Regions from separate parts of the Homo sapiens genome. Here region 1 is linked to region 2. Evidence: chromatin loops called from intact Hi-C (ENCODE). Cell type or tissue: lower leg skin. All regions are shown on one strand. Links, peaks and the distances in the headings refer to the core of each region. The heading gives the core; the rest is flanking DNA. Region 1 overlaps HDHD5 (haloacid dehalogenase like hydrolase domain containing 5). Region 2 overlaps IL17RA (interleukin 17 receptor A).

The links. Peaks named below come from ENCODE experiments on the same cell type or tissue, not always from the same donor. Only the 100,000 strongest peaks of a DNase experiment are listed, where the experiment ranks them.
Region 1: a loop joins it to region 2, with 2.7 times the contacts of the local background. A loop is called at or near these places in 41 of 110 quality-filtered maps.

Annotation. Positions count from the first base shown.
Region 1 is chr22:17,138,697-17,148,795 of GRCh38, reverse strand. HDHD5 (haloacid dehalogenase like hydrolase domain containing 5) reads left to right here. Exons shown (of 8, transcript NM_033070.3): 3 at 236-348; 4 at 3,679-3,772; 5 at 5,665-5,698; 6 at 7,563-7,737; 7 at 10,058-10,099. Among named protein-coding and RNA genes, the nearest start is that of HDHD5, 16 kb to the left of the region's middle. RefSeq lists enhancers at 4,925-5,425, 9,744-10,099. In lower leg skin, for the core only: no CTCF peak of the experiment used is centred there; DNase peaks (open chromatin) are centred at 3,565, 4,805 and 5,475.
Region 2 is chr22:17,091,462-17,099,461 of GRCh38, reverse strand. IL17RA (interleukin 17 receptor A) reads right to left here. Exons shown (of 13, transcript NM_014339.7): 2 at 2,376-2,400; 3 at 1,519-1,665; 4 at 575-687. It also overlaps the pseudogene RPL31P62. Among named protein-coding and RNA genes, the nearest start is that of IL17RA, 10 kb to the right of the region's middle. In lower leg skin, for the core only: no CTCF peak of the experiment used is centred there; no DNase peak of the experiment used is centred there.

The DNA of each region.
Region 1 (10,099 bases), core at 818-8,817, 49 kb before region 2:
CATCTGTGGCATTTCTGGTCTCTTGTGTGGCAAGAACTAAATGAGACAGGTTCTTCTCAGATCTGTTTGGGTGCCTTTCAGAAGTGCTGCTGGGTGCTAGAAAGGGCTTTCCTCCCCGTTCTTTTTCTGAGCGGGTTTTTTCCTTCCCTAGGCTAAAGGACCTGCCACCTGTCTCATTATTTCCCTCAACAGTTCTGTCTTCCTCTGCCCTCCCCTGTCTTGGCTGTCCCTACAGGTGGATGCAGACCAAGTTATCCTCTCTCACAGCCCCATGAAGCTCTTCTCCGAGTACCATGAGAAGCGGATGCTGGTGTCTGGACAGGGGCCCGTGATGGAAAATGCCCAGGGGTATCCTTTTGGTCTTAACTCTGGCTGAAGGGAAGGGGCAGGGCTGAGGTGTTTCCTCCCTTAGCTGAGTGGGGACTGTAGTGAGGAGTGCTGGGTGCTGGGGTACACAGGCGATGTTGTGGGCTCAGGGGAGGGAGGACAGCTCCCGACTGTGGTCAGTCCTCATGTCTGGTGGTTTCCAAAAGCCAGTTCTCATACCCCTGCATCAGAATCCTCTGGGGAGCTTAAAATACAGATCCCAGGGTATCTGCGCTGGAGCCTTAATTCACTAGGTCTCGGGTAAAACTCAGGAATCTGTATTTTTTAAAAAACAAAACACCTCTCTTAGTGGTTCTGTAACTGGGTTTGGGAACCCCTGCTCTAGCCTCTTCCTTGGGGTGCCCAGTCAGTTTATTAGCCAGTGGTAGTGAAGCAGCTACCGGGAGCCTGTCTCTGGGAGCCTGCGGAATAATACCTGGCCCGTTTTAAGCAACTGTTGTGCTGAGCACGTCCTGTGTACCAGCGGTCTGCCGCACACTCTGAATGGGACGAGGACCAGGATGAGGGCGTAGGACTTATGAATCAATCAAGGGCTTGTGCTGGAGGCAAGAATAACACCATGAGCAGTAAAGGAGCGTGTGCGATGGCGTGTGATCGAAGGCCGGTAAGCTCACAGGAGGGCGTCACAGGTGTGGGGCGTGTGTGATGGCGTGTGATCGAAGGCCGGTAAGCTCACAGGAGGGCGCCACAGGTGTGGAGCGTGTGCGATGGCATGTGATCGAAGGCCTGTGAGCTCACAGGAGTGTGCCACAGGTGTGGGGCGTGTGCGATGGCGTGTGATTGAAGGCCGGTAAGCTCACAGGAGGGCGCCACAGGTGTGGGGCGTGTGCGATGGCGTGTGATCGAAGGCCGGTAAGCTCACAGGAGTGTGCCACAGGTGTGGGGCGTGTGCGATGGCGTGTGATCGAAGGCCGGTAAGCTCACAGGAGTGTGCCACAGGTGTGGAGCGTGTGCGATGGCATGTGAAGGCCGGTAAGCTCACAGGAGGGCGTCGCAGGTGTGGGGCGTGTGCGATGGCATGTGATCGAAGGCCGGTAAGCTCACAGGAGTGCGCCACAGGTGTGGGGCGTGTGCGATGGCGTGTGATCGAAGGCCTGTAAGCTCACAGGAGTGCGTCACAGGTGTGGGGCGTGTGCGATGGCGTGTGATCGAAGGCCGGTAAGCTCACAGGAGGGCGTCACAGGTGTGGGGCGTGTGCGATGGCGTGTGATCGAAGGCCGGTAAGCTCACAGGAGGGCGTCACAGGTGTGGGGCGTGTGCGATGGCGTGTGATCGAAGGCCGGTAAGCTCACAGGAGGGCGTCACAGGTGTGGGGCGTGTGCGATGACGTGTGATCGAAGGCCGGTAAGCTCACAGGAGGGCGTCACAGGTGTGGGGCGTGTGCGATGGCGTGTGATCGAATGCCGGTAAGCTCACAGGAGGGCGTCACAGGTGTGGGGCGTGTGCGATGGCGTGTGATCGAAGGCCGGTAAGCTCACAGGAGGGCGTCACAGGTGTGGGGCGTGTGCGATGGCGTGTGATCGAAGGCCGGTAAGCTCACAGGAGGGCGTCACAGGTGTGGGGCGTGTGCGATGGCGTGTGATCGAAGGCCGGTAAGCTCACAGGAGGGCGTCACAGGTGTGGGGCGTGTGCGATGACGTGTGATTGAAGGCCGGTAAGCTCACAGGAGGGCGTCACAGGTGTGGGGCGTGTGCGATGATGTGTGATTGAAGGCCGGTAAGCTCACAGGAGGGCGTCACAGGTGTGGGGCGTGTGCGATGACGTGTGATCGAAGGCCTGTAAGCTCACAGGAGTGTGCCACAGGTGTGGAGCGTGTGCGATGGCGTGTGATCGAAGGCCGGTAAGCTCACAGGAGGGCGTCACAGGTGTGGGGCGTGTGCGATGACGTGTGATTGAAGGCCGGTAAGCTCACAGGAGGGCGCCACAGGTGTGGAGCGTGTGCGATGGCGTGTGATCGAAGGCCTGTAAGCTCACAGGAGTGTGCCACAGGTGTGGAGCGTGTGCGATGGCGTGTGATCGAAGGCCGGTAAGCTCACAGGAGGGCGTCACAGGTGTGGAGCGTGTGCGATGGCATGTGATTGAAGGCCGGTAAGCTCACAGGAGGGCGCCACAGGTGTGGAGGGGAGGGCTTGGAGTATCCCTGGGGCAGGAGTTGCCTGTGGCTTCTTGGAGGGGTACAGCGGAGCCCCAGGAGATGGCTAAGCTCCTAAGCAGGGGAAGTAGGAGGTTGGGAATGGGATAGGGAGAGGAAGGAAAGAACAGGAAGGGTGGTGCCAGGTTGTCGGGAACCTTGGAAGTAAACTTGAGGAGTCTGACCGACTTCTCAGGGCAGTGGAAAGCAGGGCACGCTTTATTGCTGATGGGGCAATCTGATAGAATCAGGATTTTGGGGAAATTCATTTTGAGAGTAATCAAACCATGTCCAGTTAAGATTGCAAGTTGGAATTGAGGATAGGAAAATGGAGGCAGATCTTAGAGGAGATAGGCTGAAGCTGGCTTGCCCCTCCCCAAGGCCGCCTCTTCCTTGATGATTTGGGTTCATCCTTTAAGATTTTAGCTCCAGCCCTACTTCTCCATGACTCCTCTGGACTCCCCAGCCCACTGAGGAGTCTCTTCTGAACTCAGCACTGACTAGCAGCACTGTTCTCAGAGAACACTGGTTTTGATGGGCTCTGAATGTGCTAGCTCCTTGGGGACAGAGTTTTTTGTTTTTTTTTGAGACAGGGTCACACTCTGTTGCCCAAGTTGGAGTGCAGTGGTGCAATCATAGCTCACTGTAGCCTTGACCTCCTGGGCTCAAATGATCCTCCTGCCCCAGCCTCCTGAGTAGACGACAGGTGTGCACCACCATGCCTAGCTGACTTTATTTGTAGAGACAAGGTCTCACTATGTTGCCCATGCTGGCTGGAACTCCTGGGCTCAAGCCATCCTCCTGCCTCAGCCTCCCAAAGTGCTGGGATTTCAGGCATGAGCCACTGCACCCAGCTGGGGACAGAGATTCTTATGTGCCTTTGCCCCCTAGGCTGTGCCCAGCATAGGACCTGGTAGCTGGCATGTGCCTGGTGACTGCTGGTGGGTTACCCAGGAGCTGCCCTCTCTACTCTACCTGTGCAGTTACAGCCTGCCTGCCAGCACCTGCAGGATTTGTGCCATCCTTGCTGGGCTCTGCTTGGTGCCCTCCTGCCTGGCTTGATCAGGAGTGGGTTGTGTTCCCTTCACTTGTGATTTGATGCATTCAGAAAGGCATCTTCCCCAAGAACTGTCCAGCATTACTTCCTGAGCTTGCTCCAGACTGGGCTTCCGAAATGTCGTCACCGTGGATGAGCTGCGGATGGCCTTTCCTCTGCTTGACATGGTGGACCTGGAGCGGCGGCTAAAGACCACGGTAATAAGGAGCATGGGTTGGGCTGTGTCTTCATCCTTCACTCCTCCAGTGCCCTGCATTGGCTGTGTCGCTGACCTTGCAAGCCCTCCTGCAGAGCTGTGATTTGTCCATGCTTCTTTGGAGGCACATCTGGCTAAGGGTTTTGTTCCCTGAATTTATGAGAATGGCCCAGAGGCTGGCTGCGGTGGCTTACACCTGTAATCCCAACGCTTTGGGAGGCTGAAACAGGAGGACTGTTTGAGCCCAGGAGTTCAAGACCAGCCTGGGCAACATAGTGAGACCCCGTCTCTACAAAAAAATTTAAAAAATTGTCCAGGCATGGTGGGTCACACCTGTAATTCCAGCACTTTGGGAGGCCAAGGCGGGTGGATCACCTGAGGTCAGGAGTTCCAGACCAGCCTGGCCAACATGGTGAAACCCCGTCTCTACTAAAAATACAAAAATTAGCTGGGCACAGTGATGGATGCCTATAATCCCAGCTACTCGGGAGGCAGAGGCAGGAGAATAACTTGAACCTGGGAGGCAGAGGTTGCAGTGAGCTGACATCACACCATTGCACTCCAGCCTGGGCAACAGAGCGAGACTCCGTCTCAAAAAAAAAAAAAAAAAAGCCACATATGGTGGCGCATGCCTATAGTCCCAGCTACTCAGGAGGCTGAGGCAGGAGGGTTGCTTGAGCCCAGGCGTTGGAGGCTGCAGTGAGCTGTGATCACTGCACTCCAGTCTTGGCGGCTGAGTGAGACCCTGTCTCAAAAAAAAAAAAGGAAAAAGCCCAGAGAAGCGAACGGCTTTATGCCCTGTCCTCTCTGTATTGCTTATAATTAGCTGGGAACCCGTTTCAGAGCCACAGCATCCCGTCCAACAAGGAGTTCCAGACTTACTGGCTGGCCTTCCCAGTGCTGCCCAGGAGAGCTGGCCATTGTGAAGTTAGCAATCCTGAGGCCCGGCACTGAGCTGCCCTCGGGAGAGGTAGCTTGCTTGCAGAGGAAGCACTGGTCAGTCTGCACATCTGCCCAGGTGCCCTGTGCGCTGGGCTCATTTTTGAGCACTGACTTTGTCCCCTAACTCATCTGATCCCTTGGTGATCCTCTGCAGCATGACTGCCATCTCTTGAGGTGCCCGTTGGCTCACTTTCTCCTCATCGCACCGTCTGTGTATCACATAGCCCAGGTCTTGAGTCAGACCATTCTCACAGTTTGACGACATGCAGTTATAAACAGATAACTTACTTTTTATTTGCTGATATAGCTTAAGTCCTTCCTCCTCCAGCGCTTTCTGATGGAACAGAGCACTTCCTCCCCTGTGAGGGCTTTCTCCCTGACCTGTGCAAGTTCTGTGGAGAACCAGAATGTCAGAGTTGGAACAGATCTCGGAATAGCTCAGAGACAGCCCCACACAGGGGAGTGACCTGTCCCGGGTCACATAGTTGTTTAGTGGCAGAGCCAAGACTACCATGGCCTGGGGATGGAGTGGACCCTCGAGGCTGGTCGAGTGAAGCTGCCTGCTCAAGAACCGACATGAGGAGAAATGGCCCATCAGGCGTGATGCCGCCTTCGTCTCCACGGCCTCACCTTAGCTGCCTGATTTTAGACTCTTGCTTGGCTATATCTTGTGTCCTCTCCCACCAGAGAAAGACAGCTGACCACCCTTCCTCCTGGTGACTTCACCCATGGTGTCCTGCCTGTTCTGTGGCCCCACCTGGCCATTGTCTTTTCGCCTTTCTTGCATCTTTCTCAGTCCTCTCCAGCTTTCCCTTGGCTTGGGCTTGACCACGGGTGTGGGGTCTGTGGAGTGTGTCTCCCCTCCCCTCCCAGCACCCTGGAGGTGGGGTTGTGGTTCTCCTGGAGTGGAAGGCGACTTGTGTTGATAGCCTCTCCTTTGTCTCTCTGCAGCCCCTCCCGAGGAATGACTTCCCCCGCATTGAAGGTAAGAGAGGTCCTCTTTGATGAGTTGTGAGGTCTTTTCTCCGTCTCCTCTCTGGCCCTCAGGCTGTCTCAGTGTGACTGCCTGCAGCCTGGTTCAGCAGCAAGGGGCCTTGGAGTCAGGACACCTGGGCTCTGGTCTGGATCTGCCACTTACCACCTCTGAGACTGTTGTTAGTCTTTCCTTCCCCATGCCACTCACTATTCCAGGAAAACCGTAAGCTTAGAGAATTTTAGTGGTGGAAAGACACCTAGAGGTGATCTAGTCTAGTGTTTCTCAACTTTTAAACCCAGTTCTCCCCTTTTTATACCAAGAACATTGGAATATCCCCTTTATTATCCTGAAGTGAAATTCTTAGGTAATATAACTTCTGTACACACATATTAAAAATTAGTTCAGTATAAAGCCCTAACTGTAATAGGGGGATATAAAAGGAAACATTTTTAGTAAGAAGATAATGTATTTCAGTATGTAGTAGTTATCCAAGAAGTAAAATGGTTGCACTAAACAGAATCACCATGAATGTTAACAGCTACAAATGCAGGCTGATGTGTGTTTATAGGTGTGACAGGCGTGTTTTACCGGTGACTCAGAAATTAGGGGCAGCATTGCCGTTGGTCAAGTGATTTTCCAAAATAGGTAACAGTTCTTGGTAGAGTTTTGAAAAGGCAAAGTACAGTCTTCTCTTGACTTACACGATAGTTGTATTTTTGGAAAAATTGATGTTTATTGAAGCTGTACAAAAATGCTTTGTGATTGTATGTAAAATAGAATCGTTCAAGTAATTCTGAAAAGGTTGTTCACCTGTGTGGATACCAGGATATCAGGTGGGACATTCAAATGTTATGAGGACATGGGAAAGTTTTTTCTTTTTCTTCTTGTTGTTTTGTAGAGACGGGCTCTCACTATGTTGCCCAGGCTGGTCTCAAACTCCTGAGCTCAAGCAATCCTACCACCTTGGCCTCCCAAAGTGCTGGAATTACAGACACAAGCCACCGCACGCAGCCATGGGATGGTTTTTTTAAAAATTAATTTTAGTGTGGGATAGTTTTTGATTGCACAGGATTGTCCTGAGTATGTAGCGTCCCTGGCCCCCTCCCACAACCTTCACTTGCTAGGTTCTAGTCATTGTGACAACTAAAATTGCCTCTGATTTGTAAAGCACCTCAGCAGGGGCGGTGCTGCCCCATGGAGAATCACTGGTCTGGTGCAGTTCACCGGCCCTGTACCTTAGTGTCAGCAGTGTTCTTTGCCTAGTGCTTACTGTGTGTCTAGTCCTGGGCTGTTTACCGATGATGTAGCTCATTTTTATCCTCACAATAGCTAAGTGCTGTTGCTGTTATGTAGTTGCAGTTGAGGAAACTGAGGCTTAGAGAAGAGAAGTTACTTGGCCACAGTCATACAGGAGAATCGGTGGAGTCCAGGTTGGGTTTCAAGTCTCTATCACTCCACACCCCCTGTCCTGGCTGTTAGGTTCTGCCAGTCCCTGGGGCTCAGAGAGAAGCGACTGAGGGAACAGGAGCCCTTGCTAAGTCATGTGAGGGAGAATGTGGTGGCAGAGTCCCAGCCAGCAAGGAGAAGTAGCCCTGAGACATGCTGCTTTTGTTTTGTAACCTCTTCTGTGAAGCACTGGTGGACTGAAGTCAGAATGGGAGCCCTCAGGAATCTCCTTCCTGGGCCCTGGGCCTTGTGCACCCAGGGTGGATGGGTAAGGGGCTCTACTGGGCTTGTTGGGGAGCTGTGCCCCTGCCCAGCTGGGTGCACCATGGGTGGAGGGCTTGTGGATGGGTAGCCCTAGCTGGCATCCTGAGGGCCTGCCGCCTGCCATCTGCCCTGCAGCCCTCACCTGCGCCTCTGTTCTTTAAAGGGGTGCTCCTCCTAGGGGAGCCGGTCCGCTGGGAGACCAGCCTGCAGCTGATCATGGATGTCCTCCTCAGCAATGGGAGCCCTGGGGCTGGCCTGGCAACACCCCCCTACCCCCACCTCCCCGTCCTAGCCAGCAACATGGATCTCCTGTGGATGGCTGAAGCCAAGATGCCCAGGTGAGGACACAAAGCTCCCAGCCTTGGCCTGGTGGTCTATTCCTGGCTGCTGCCTGGGCAGTCCTGCAGGCAGTTCCCATCCGTCCTGACACCCCAGGTGCCGGGACCTCACTTAGGTAGGCCCTGTTGTTGCTGCAGTAACCTGGCCTTTGGAAGGGCTTTCAAGGACCACTCCACATATTAGTTACTAAACCTAAACTACAGATTATGGAGTCTGAGGATGTATTGAGAGGATGTTTCACACGTGACCCCTGCCCCCTGTAATCTTTACAGAACATGCTCTTGGTGTCTGGTGGATCCCAAACCGTGGGCACTTTTTGTACCGTATCTGTGCACATTATTCAGTTGCTCTTCCTTCCTTGGCTCCATCCTGTAGCATTGGTTCTTTGACTTTCTGGTTTCCTTTTACCCTTCAGACATAAGGCAGGAGGAAGCAAGGATTTGTCGTTTTTTGTTTGTTTTGTTTTTTTTGCGGGGACAGTGTCTCACTCTCTCATCCAGGCTGGAGTGCAGTGGTGCAGTCATAGCTCACTGCAGCCTTGAACTCCTGGCCTCAAGTGACCCCCGTGCCTCAGCCTCCAAAAGTGCCGGGATTACAGGCGTGCTCCATCATGCCGGCCAAGGATTGTTCTGATAGTCGTATAGACCAGAGAACTGAGACCCAGCAGATAAGTGGCTTTCTCAGGGGCATGCAGGTGCCTATACTCCCTGCTCAGCTGTGTTGGTGTCATGTGTCCTGTCTTATTCTGGGGCTAGCACAGATAGAGGCAGCCCTTTTTTGGCCTCAGGGTGCTTACTTGAAGGCCAGCTGACAGCTGCTGTGTACTGTTCGGTTGCTGTTATCTGCATGGCCAGTCTCTTGAGTCTCAGCCTGCTGTTGACCCCCAGTCGACAGTGCTCGTCAGCAGAGGGTGGGCACGGCCCAGTACTGCCTCAGGGCCCGTCTCAGTAGTCCCAGAGAGACGGGGTATGGTATGCTCTTGTCACTTTTAAAGTGTATGTCTGTGGCTCGAGGCTTGGCATTGTCTCTGAAGTATTATTCCTAGAGGCGGGTATGCTGACACTAGATCAGTGGGCTTGGTTGGTTATGTCTCTGTGAACTGAAAAGCAAGGGGCAGATTTCAATTTACAAACCAGATTTTAGATGAACTTTTCTAATTAAAAGTAGAATTATTTACATAAATGACACTGAAAGATGTGGTGGCTCATGCTTGTAATCCCAACACTTCGGGAGGCCGAGGTGGGTGGATCACCTGAGGTCAGTTCAAGATCAGCCTGGCCAACATGGCAAAACCCCGTCTCTACTAAAAATATAAAAATTAGCCGGGCATGGTGGCAGGTGCCTGTAATCCCAGCTACTCGGAGGCTGAGGCAGGAGAATCACTTGAACCCAGGGGGTGGAGGTTGCAGTGAGCTGAGATTGTACCCAAGCGCCAGCCATCATATCAGCATTCCAGGTGTCAAGAAGGAGTTGGGGAGGGCAGAGAGGGCAGAGAAGAATACCGTCCCCAGTTTGTTTGTTTTTTTTTTTTAGATGGAGTCTTGCTCTTTTGCCCAGGCTGGAATGCAGTGGTGCAATCTTGGCCCGCTGCAACCTCCGCCTCCCGGGTTCAAGTGATTCTCCTGCCTCAGCCCCCCAAGTAGCTGGGACTACAGGCATGTGCCACCACACCCAGCTAATTTTTGCATTTTTGGTAGAGACAGGCTTTCACCATGTTGGCCAGACTGGTCTTGAACTCCTGACCTCAGGTGATCCACCTGCCTTGGCCTCCCAAAGTGCTAAGATTACAGGCATGAGCCACTGCGCCTGGCCGCCTGTCCCCAATTTTAAGGATGCTTATTGAAAATTTAGCCCAGCATTTCTGCTTTCCTTGACTGTAGCTTAGTCACATGGCCACGCCTCGCTGGCAGGGAGGCAAGCGAAGGTCTTTTTCACACCTAGTGGCAATATGGTCAGCTGAAAATGGACACCAGCAAAGAAGGGGAGAAGCGCAACCGTAGTCTGCCTCAGCTCTACAGCAGGATTTAAGCTCTGGAGTCAGACTGAGTTGTAATCCTAGCTCTGCCCTCTTGAACAAGTTACTTAATCTTGCTGTGCCTTGGTTTCCTCGTTTTACAAATAGCGTCATCTCATAGAGTTTTTCTGAGAGGGAAATGTGAAATGCTGCCTCCAGTGCCTGCACAGTGTCTGCTACATGTCAGCTCTTACCCTGGGGAAAAGGCTGGTCTGTGTGTTTGCTGCTTAGACAGTGGCAGTCGTGTTCTCTAGAAGAGCCTGGAGATCAGGAAGACTGAACTGCTGCGTGCTCGTTTCTGGCAGGTTTGGACATGGCACCTTTCTGCTGTGCCTGGAAACCATTTA
Region 2 (8,000 bases), core at 1-8,000:
ACCACGTTCCCAGGTGAGGCTGAGGCTGCTGGTCTACGGACCACACTTTGAGACCCACTGCTTTAAACAAACTTAAACAAGAATCAACATTTCACCATTTAGCTGTGAGCAGCAAAATGAGACTAAGCTGTTGTAGTGCTCATTTGCCCACCTACAGCAGTTCTTTGGTCTGGGCGGTTTTTTCTTCCTGAAGGTAGGCCCCAGCTGAATCCAAGTTACACATAAAAGATGTTACACAAAGTTACACAAAGATGGCAGGAGGTAGGGCTGTGGAAGCTGCCTTCCAATTCAACTTCCTTTCCGAACGAATAGCTAGGTAAAGTGGGAAGAAAAACCAGGGGTGAGCAGGTGAGGGACGCTTTCAAAAATACGCTCTGTCCCTCACTATTGCTCACGGCGGCCACACCACTTCTCTTTTGACTTCTGCCCATCTCAGGCTGCCATTCTGAATTCCACAGACTCCCTCAGCACCTCTGGGTCTCCCCCACTCTAAATCAGGGTCTGAATTTGGGGACAAGAAGTCTGTACTGGTGTCATCAGTGGAACATAATCCACTCAGGAGCTGTGTTCTTACCCGCCTGTGGTGATGCCTCAGTTTGGACAGAAACTCAAACCTGACGCACAAACGTTCATTGGTGTTCAGCTGCAGGACAGATAACTCTGCACCCTCGAGGTACAGGATGCTGGCTGCAGGAGAGGGAGAAGAGAAGACAAACAGATGCAGATCAGCCAAGACAAGTGCTGGGTGTGTCACTTCCCTATCTGTTGCGGTTGTTCACTCCTAAAAGAAAATCTGCCGTCTTACCCAACTCTCCACATCCTGTTCCTTTCAGTTCACTCTCTGGCCTCAGCCTACCGCCTTGCAGACAGTTATTTCCCAGCTGGGCAAGGAAAAATGACACTTTACACTGGGCTAGAAGTAAAGGCTTTGCAAACTTGTGGTGAGGGCTTTGACAATCTGGCATGGGTGTCAAACACAGCCATCCCCACCATCCTCACGAGGTTGTGGCTGTCAGCAGGAGCACTGAGGGCGGGGACTTCCAAAAAGAACTTCCCCCATGCCCCGTTCACAAATCTGGGGCTAGTGCTCATAAGCCCCAATCGTCCCAATTCTGTAACATAAACTCTCCATTCCTGAATAGGCTTGGGGGACGTTTTAAAAGTGCTGGCCCCTAAATTCAGGGAACAGGTTGACAAATGTGTTACCATTTTCCACTTCATTTTTGGTACTGTAGTCACAAAATTAACTGCTTGCTTTTTTTTCCCCTCAGGGTGCTAAAAATATTAGGTTGAAGGAAGTCCTTTCATGAAGAATGGTGTGATGAGAAGGTATCACTGTGGGTTAATATCTAAAATGCTGAACAAGTATTTGACTGCATGAAATGACGGATCCTTATAGCACTAAATTTGAACCCCCATGTCTGAGCACAGGACTGGGAGCCCAATCCTGAGCCTGACTGGGAGAGCCACTTGGAGGCAGGGAGAATCCCCCAGGGCCCTGCTGGCATGCCCACTCACCGTCTGTCTGCAGTGTCCATTCGATGTGAGCCACGGGGAACAGGTCTCCTTGTTGGGTGTGGGCAAAGTGCAGCTGGATCTGCAGGTCCTTTGGGGAGGAGGGGGTCAGGTTTCGAGGGTGAATCCAGCTGTCATCCAGGCAGGTACCTGGCAGCCAGGGAAAAGCAACATTCAGAGACTTATAGCCGAGACCCTGAGATGCCCCAGCAGCAGGTACAGACAGCTAGACAGCAAACAGCTCAGGGGCCCGCGGCCTTCCAGCCTGTGGCCCTTGGCCGCGTCCTCAGCTTTACTGCCCTGCTCCCTCTTCTCTAATGTTTACTGGGGTCACTGCAAACCTCTCAAGTCTAAAGGGAATTTTAGGAGAGAAGACAAAGTACACAAGTTGATTTTGAGAAGAAGTTGTGATTGGGAATAAGGGCACAGGAGGGATGCAGTTGTAGTAAGAGCTGCTTTATTGTTATATGTCAGGGGTCTCTAATTGGCTCAGACACTTGAATATGTGCCTCTTTGAATTAAAACAAAACAAAATCAACAGCACAGATGTCTCTCACTTTACAGTGACAAGCTGTGGCAAATCAAATTATATTATAGATACAGTAGGGCAGCTCCCCAGAGAATACTTTCACAATCCAAATGACAGTTCTGTTTCTCCTTTCCTGACTTTTGCATAATGAATGTTCTCGACAGGAAGCGCAGGTGCACGCATCCACAATTCTCCGGGAACCCTCCTGCGGATGGCTGTAGCTCACAGCCTGAACCTGGAGTGGCATGGCAAGACTTCTGTCAGAAGTTGGCAGCAGGCTCTCACTTGATTAAGAAGGCAACAAGAAGAAGAACAGAAAAAGATGACTTACTATTCTTGACCGTGCAGTTTAGCCCCTGTGGAAAAAAGAGGGTGGTTATTACAGCTGGGAAAAGGCTTGAATTCACATGCCAGGGCCAGATGCTCTCCACTGGCTCATTCTCAGGAATGCCATCTACACAGCCTGCCCTTCTCACTTTTTGGGGAATAGGATGAGGAGTGAGTCCAGGGGATGGCAAAGGGAATGGTGCTTTTTTTTTTTTTTTTTTGAGATGGAGTCTTGCTCTGTCGCCCAGGCTGGAGTGCAGTGGCGCGATCTCAGCTCACTGCAAGCTCCGCCTCCCGGGTTCACGCCATTCTCCTGCCTCGGCCTCCCAGGTAGCTGGGACTACAGGCGCCCGCCACCACGCCCGGCTACTTTTTTGTGTTTTTAGTAGAGACGGGATTTCACTGTGTTAGCCAGGATGATCTCGATCTCCTGACCTCGTGATCCGCCTGCCTCGGCCTCCCAAAGTGCTGGGATTACAAGCGTGAGCCACCGCGCCCGGCACAGGAATGGTATTTTATGAGGAACTGCTATGAGCTGGGACCTTGACAATTTTAAAAGACACTGAGAGGGTTCTCTTGGAGTGCCCTGAGAAAAGGGCCCCTTCATCTCCTAAGGTTTCCAACCTTCCTGGATAACACTGCTGCAAGAGGTGCGGAAGGGGTGAAGGGCAATATTTACAGTTTCTGTGACAGATCTGTTGGGGAACATTCACTAAGTCCCTACAAAGTCGCTAGGTAAAGTATGCCAGGCCCTGTTCCGGGTGATCGTGACGAGGTATTATCCTCAGCCCATTCTGCAGATGAGGAAGCTGAGGCACCCATGTTACATTATATTGCCTCCCTCTTGGGCAGTATGTGTTAACCTTCCAAGCCTGAGGAAATCCTGATGGCCAAATTTAGAAGCCCTAGTGACAAATGCTACCAGGGAAATGTAACCATTAGGAAGGAGCTCAGGCTCAGGTGTCTCCAGTTCTCTAACTGGCAAAACAGACCAAACGCATCCCGGGGTGGAAAGTCAGATGCTGAGGCAGACCAGAAACACAATCTCAAGGCCAACAAAGTGACTGGTGTGAGTAGGGTGCCAGGGCTGACACCCTCCTCTCTCTTGAGAGGGAACAGAGAGGTAGGGCTAAGCACAGGAGAAGACCCCGTGCCACCAGGGTTCATTTACAGAGTGGTCACACACAGGATGACATCTGCACGCACCTAGGATTGACTCTAGCAAGCTATTTCACCTGGACCCTCCTTCTCTGGGACCCCAGTTCATAAGTGCTTCTCGCCCTGTTCAGCTCCTGAATTCTCCCCTACAGGTCCCGGGCTAGCATCACCACCCCACTAGGGGGCTCCGCACATGTTCCCAACAAAATCCATCTGGCTGCCTAGGCTCACACTAATAAATGTCACTCTTTCCTAAATGGCGAGAAGATTAACTCCCCTGAGTCCTCTCATTTTTCCTCTCCCTTAAAATTCCTAGGATGTGGAGGATAAAAAAAAAGCGGTTATTTCACCTTGAGATGGGGAACTCTTCTAGAGAAGGCAAACAGATACATCATTTGGAGTAACTTCCTACTAGCCACTGGGAGCTACTCAATAACACTGCAGGATGATGCCCATGATGAAAAGCTCTTGTCTTCATGAAGACCACAAGGAAAGTGGAAGGGTCTGACAACACACTTGGTTGATTCCCAGTGGTGCAGGCAGGTGTCCTCTCATTCCCGAGATGGAGGGAAATAGTTTGGTATGCCCTATGGAATACTGTTTTTGGTCTTGGTTTCTGATAGTTGTGGTTGCATATAAGTCTTTTCCTTCAGTTACTATTAGGTTTATAGTTTTCATTCAAAACAGCTCTGAACCTCATCATATACCTCTCCAGCACTGATTAACAAACAAAGTTTGTTAATGCACCACTAGATTATGGTGCATTGTTCTTTTGATATTCTGCTAGATTACATTTGCTAATATTTTATTTAGAATTGCATGGATTTATGTTCATAAATGAGATTGGTCCATAGTTTTTCTTTTTGTATAAGATTTGTCAAGTTTTAGAATTAAGCTTATACTAGCTTTAAAAAAAATGGACAGCTTTCCCTCTTTTTCTGTGGTACTGAATGGTCATCAATAGAGAATGGCTGAATTAAGGTGAGATCTAGTTTAAATCTAAATGTCCATCAAACTAGAAATGGTTGAATAGATTGCTATCTACTATGGAATATTATGCAAATATTAAAGAGAATGAGAATTAGTTGCATAGACATCTGTTGACCTGCAGATGGCTGGAATGTGTTGATGAGAGAGGAAAATAAGTTTCAAATAACTTTTTATAGTATGATCCCAATTTCTATGGAAATAAGTCATGAAAAAGATCTCCCTGAATATATATATATATATATATATATATAGAGAGAGAGAGAGAGAGAGAGAGAGAGAGAGAGAGTGTGTGTATGACTAAATGAGAATAGAAACATGTTAACAGGTGTTAACACAGTTTGCTGGGGGCAAAGGGCACACAAGCAGAGGAGATGGCATGAGGGAAGATAAGGGGAAAAAAGATTTAATCAAAACTGAAAAATATACATATAGGTGAAATATAGAATAACAATTCTATTAGAGGTAATAGCGCATTGACCATATACACATATTTTCTCCCTCTCTCCAAACAATATAACAATTATAGGAAAGAACATTTTTTTTTGTAAATTCTCAAACTCAAAGAGCCAAACTCAGTGGACAAAAGATGTGAACAAAATTTTAAAAGTCCTTTCCAACTTGGCCCCAGCAGCATAGCTCCTGTAAAGAAGAGTGTTGGCTGGGCGCAGTGGCTCATGCGTGTAATCCCAGCACTTTTGGGAGGCTGAGGTAGGTGGATCACCTGAAGTCAGGAGTTTAAGACCAGCCTGGCCAAGAGATGGTGAAACCCTGTCTCTACTAAAAATACAAAAATTAGCTGGGTGTGGTGGCATGTGCCTGTAGTCCCAGCTATTTGAGAGGCTGAGGTGGGAGAATTGCTTGAACCTGGGAGGCAGAGGCTTCAGTGAGCCAAGACTGTGCCACTGTACTCTATCCTGGGCGACAGAGCGAGACTCTGTCTAAATAAAATAAAATAAAATAAAATAAAGTAAGATAAAATAAAATAAAAGGGCTATTCTGTCACCTGCCACCAATGAGGTGGTGACACCAGAATATGCCATCAGCATCCACAAGCACACCCATGGAGGGGACGTCAAGCAGTGTGCCCCTTGGTCACTCAAAAAGTCCCAGAACTTTGCCATGAAGGAGATGGGGACTCCAGATATGCTAACACCAGGCTCAACAAAGCTGTCTGGACCAAAGGAATAAGGAACGTTCCATACTGTGTCCATGTGCAGCTGTCCAGAAAGCATGAGGATGAAGATTCACCAAGCAAGCTCTATACTTTGGTTACCTGTGTACCCATTACCACTTTCAGAAACTGACAGTCAGACATTGTGGATGAGAACAAACTGTTGATGTCAAATAAAATTATAAAACCTCAAAAATGAACAAATGAATGAATAAATAAATAACTGTCCAAGTGGCAGCAGAGTAGGCAGCTGGCTTGTGCTGAGTGGAGGAACTTCTGTCTGAATGCTACAAAAGGGAGTTATTGATAAGGAGGCCAGGGGCCCCTCAGAACCTTATAACGTTCAGGGCTTAGGGGCAGGGAGAATTAAGTGAAGGTCTACATATGGAGTGTTGGGAACCTTATCCTCTCTTTCCGTGCTCTGATCTCAGAATGCTGGCAGCCAGGCCCAAAAAAAACACCTCCAGATTTCAGCATTTGGAGGTCACCCAATAGGCCAGGTTCACGATTAGCTTGACCTCCTATACAGTGAAGTCCAATGTTCAATAAACCTTAACTACACAGAGCATTTAATCAGCTTTTAGGACTTCATTCTTAAAATATTCTCAGACAGCCAAGGAGTACCAGATATTTGAGATAGGTTTTCTGTATGAAAAATAGATCAAAACAATTAAAAAATGCTCCTGGAAGGAAAAAAAAAACAATGCTGTTAACACAATTAAACCAAACAAGTAAAATTATTATAGCCCCGAAGAGATACAACACTGCATCTGTAAGACAGGGGCAGGACACCATGGACAAATGAGCAGGCAGAGAATGAAAACTGAACCTTGAAACTCAATAGAAGTTCTACTAAATAAAAATTCAATAGAAGGGTTAGTCTATGAAATTGAGGACATTTCTCTGAAAGCACAAATAGAATAGGAAAAAATATATGATCATTAGAGATTCAATTTAGGAAACAAAATATGATTGACTAGATTTCTAGAAGGAGATTAACAAAAAAACAGAAGGAAGAAGTTATTTTTTAAAAAAGGAAAGAAAGAAAATATTCTGGAAGAGAAGGACACATATTCCCCGAGAGTGTGGAAAAACTCAAGCTGTATTTTTCCTCTGCCCTCACATCACCACAACAATCAACAGAAGTCACAGAAGACTTCTGTGACTACATATTGGCGGGGGGTGGTTTCTTCCCACCACCAAGCAAGCAATCAATTCGGCAGCAGACACCAGCTGGGTATCCTCCAATTTAATTCTGACACTATTTGGAGATAGCATCAGATCCCACAGGTTGAGTGCTCAGTCCCCAAGACCGCCCACCCCCTAGACACCAGTGGTAAGTCTGGGCCTCCAGAACTTCTAAGACCAACCGGGTTCAACGTGAGATTCTCATGCTCCTCTCTTTCAGTTCAATTAATTTGCTAAAGCTGCTCAGAGAACTCAGGGAAACACATTTCCCAGTTTATTTTAAGGATATCACAAATAATACAGAAGAAAAGGTGAGGTATAGGAGAAGGAGTACAAAGCTTCCATGCCCTCCTCAGGTGTGCCACCCTCCAGGAACCTCCACATGTTCCACTACCTGGAAGCTCTCTGAACCCCGTTTTTATGGAGGCTTCATGTGAGCATGACTGATTAAACCACTGGCCATTGCAACTTCAGGGGGCCTTCAGTTCCCTCTCCCCTTCCCAGATGTGATGGGTAAAGGGGTGGGGCTAAACGTCCCAGCCCTCTAATCCTAACTTGCTTCCCGGGACCAGCCCCCATCCTGAAGCTGCCTAGAGGCTGCCAGCCACCAATGAATCATTAGTATATAAAAGATACAATTTTGGAGATTCTAAGGATTTTAGGAGTTCTATGCCAGAAAAAGGGGTTGAAGACTAAATACATATTTCACAGTATCACGTTGCCAAATTAAAAAGGTTACTAAATGGCCTGCACAAAAACAACAACGAAGACCCAGACCAAGGCCCCAAATCTTGAAACTGTTGTAATATCAGGAATAAAAAGAAGATCCTAAAAGTTTCCAGAGAGAAAAAAATAAGTGTCATATAAACCAATAAGACACATAATAACATTGACTTTTTTTTTTTTGAGACAGAGTCTCGCTCTGTCACCCAGGCTGGAGTGCAGTGGTGCGATCTCAGCTCACTGCAAGCCCCGCCTCCCAGGTTCCCCCCATTCTTCTGCCTCAGCCTCCCAAGTAGCTGGGACTACAGGCGCCACCACCACGCCTGGCTAATTTTTTTTTGTATTTTTAGTAGAGACGGGGTTTCACTGCGTTAGACAGGATGGTCTCAATCTCCTGAC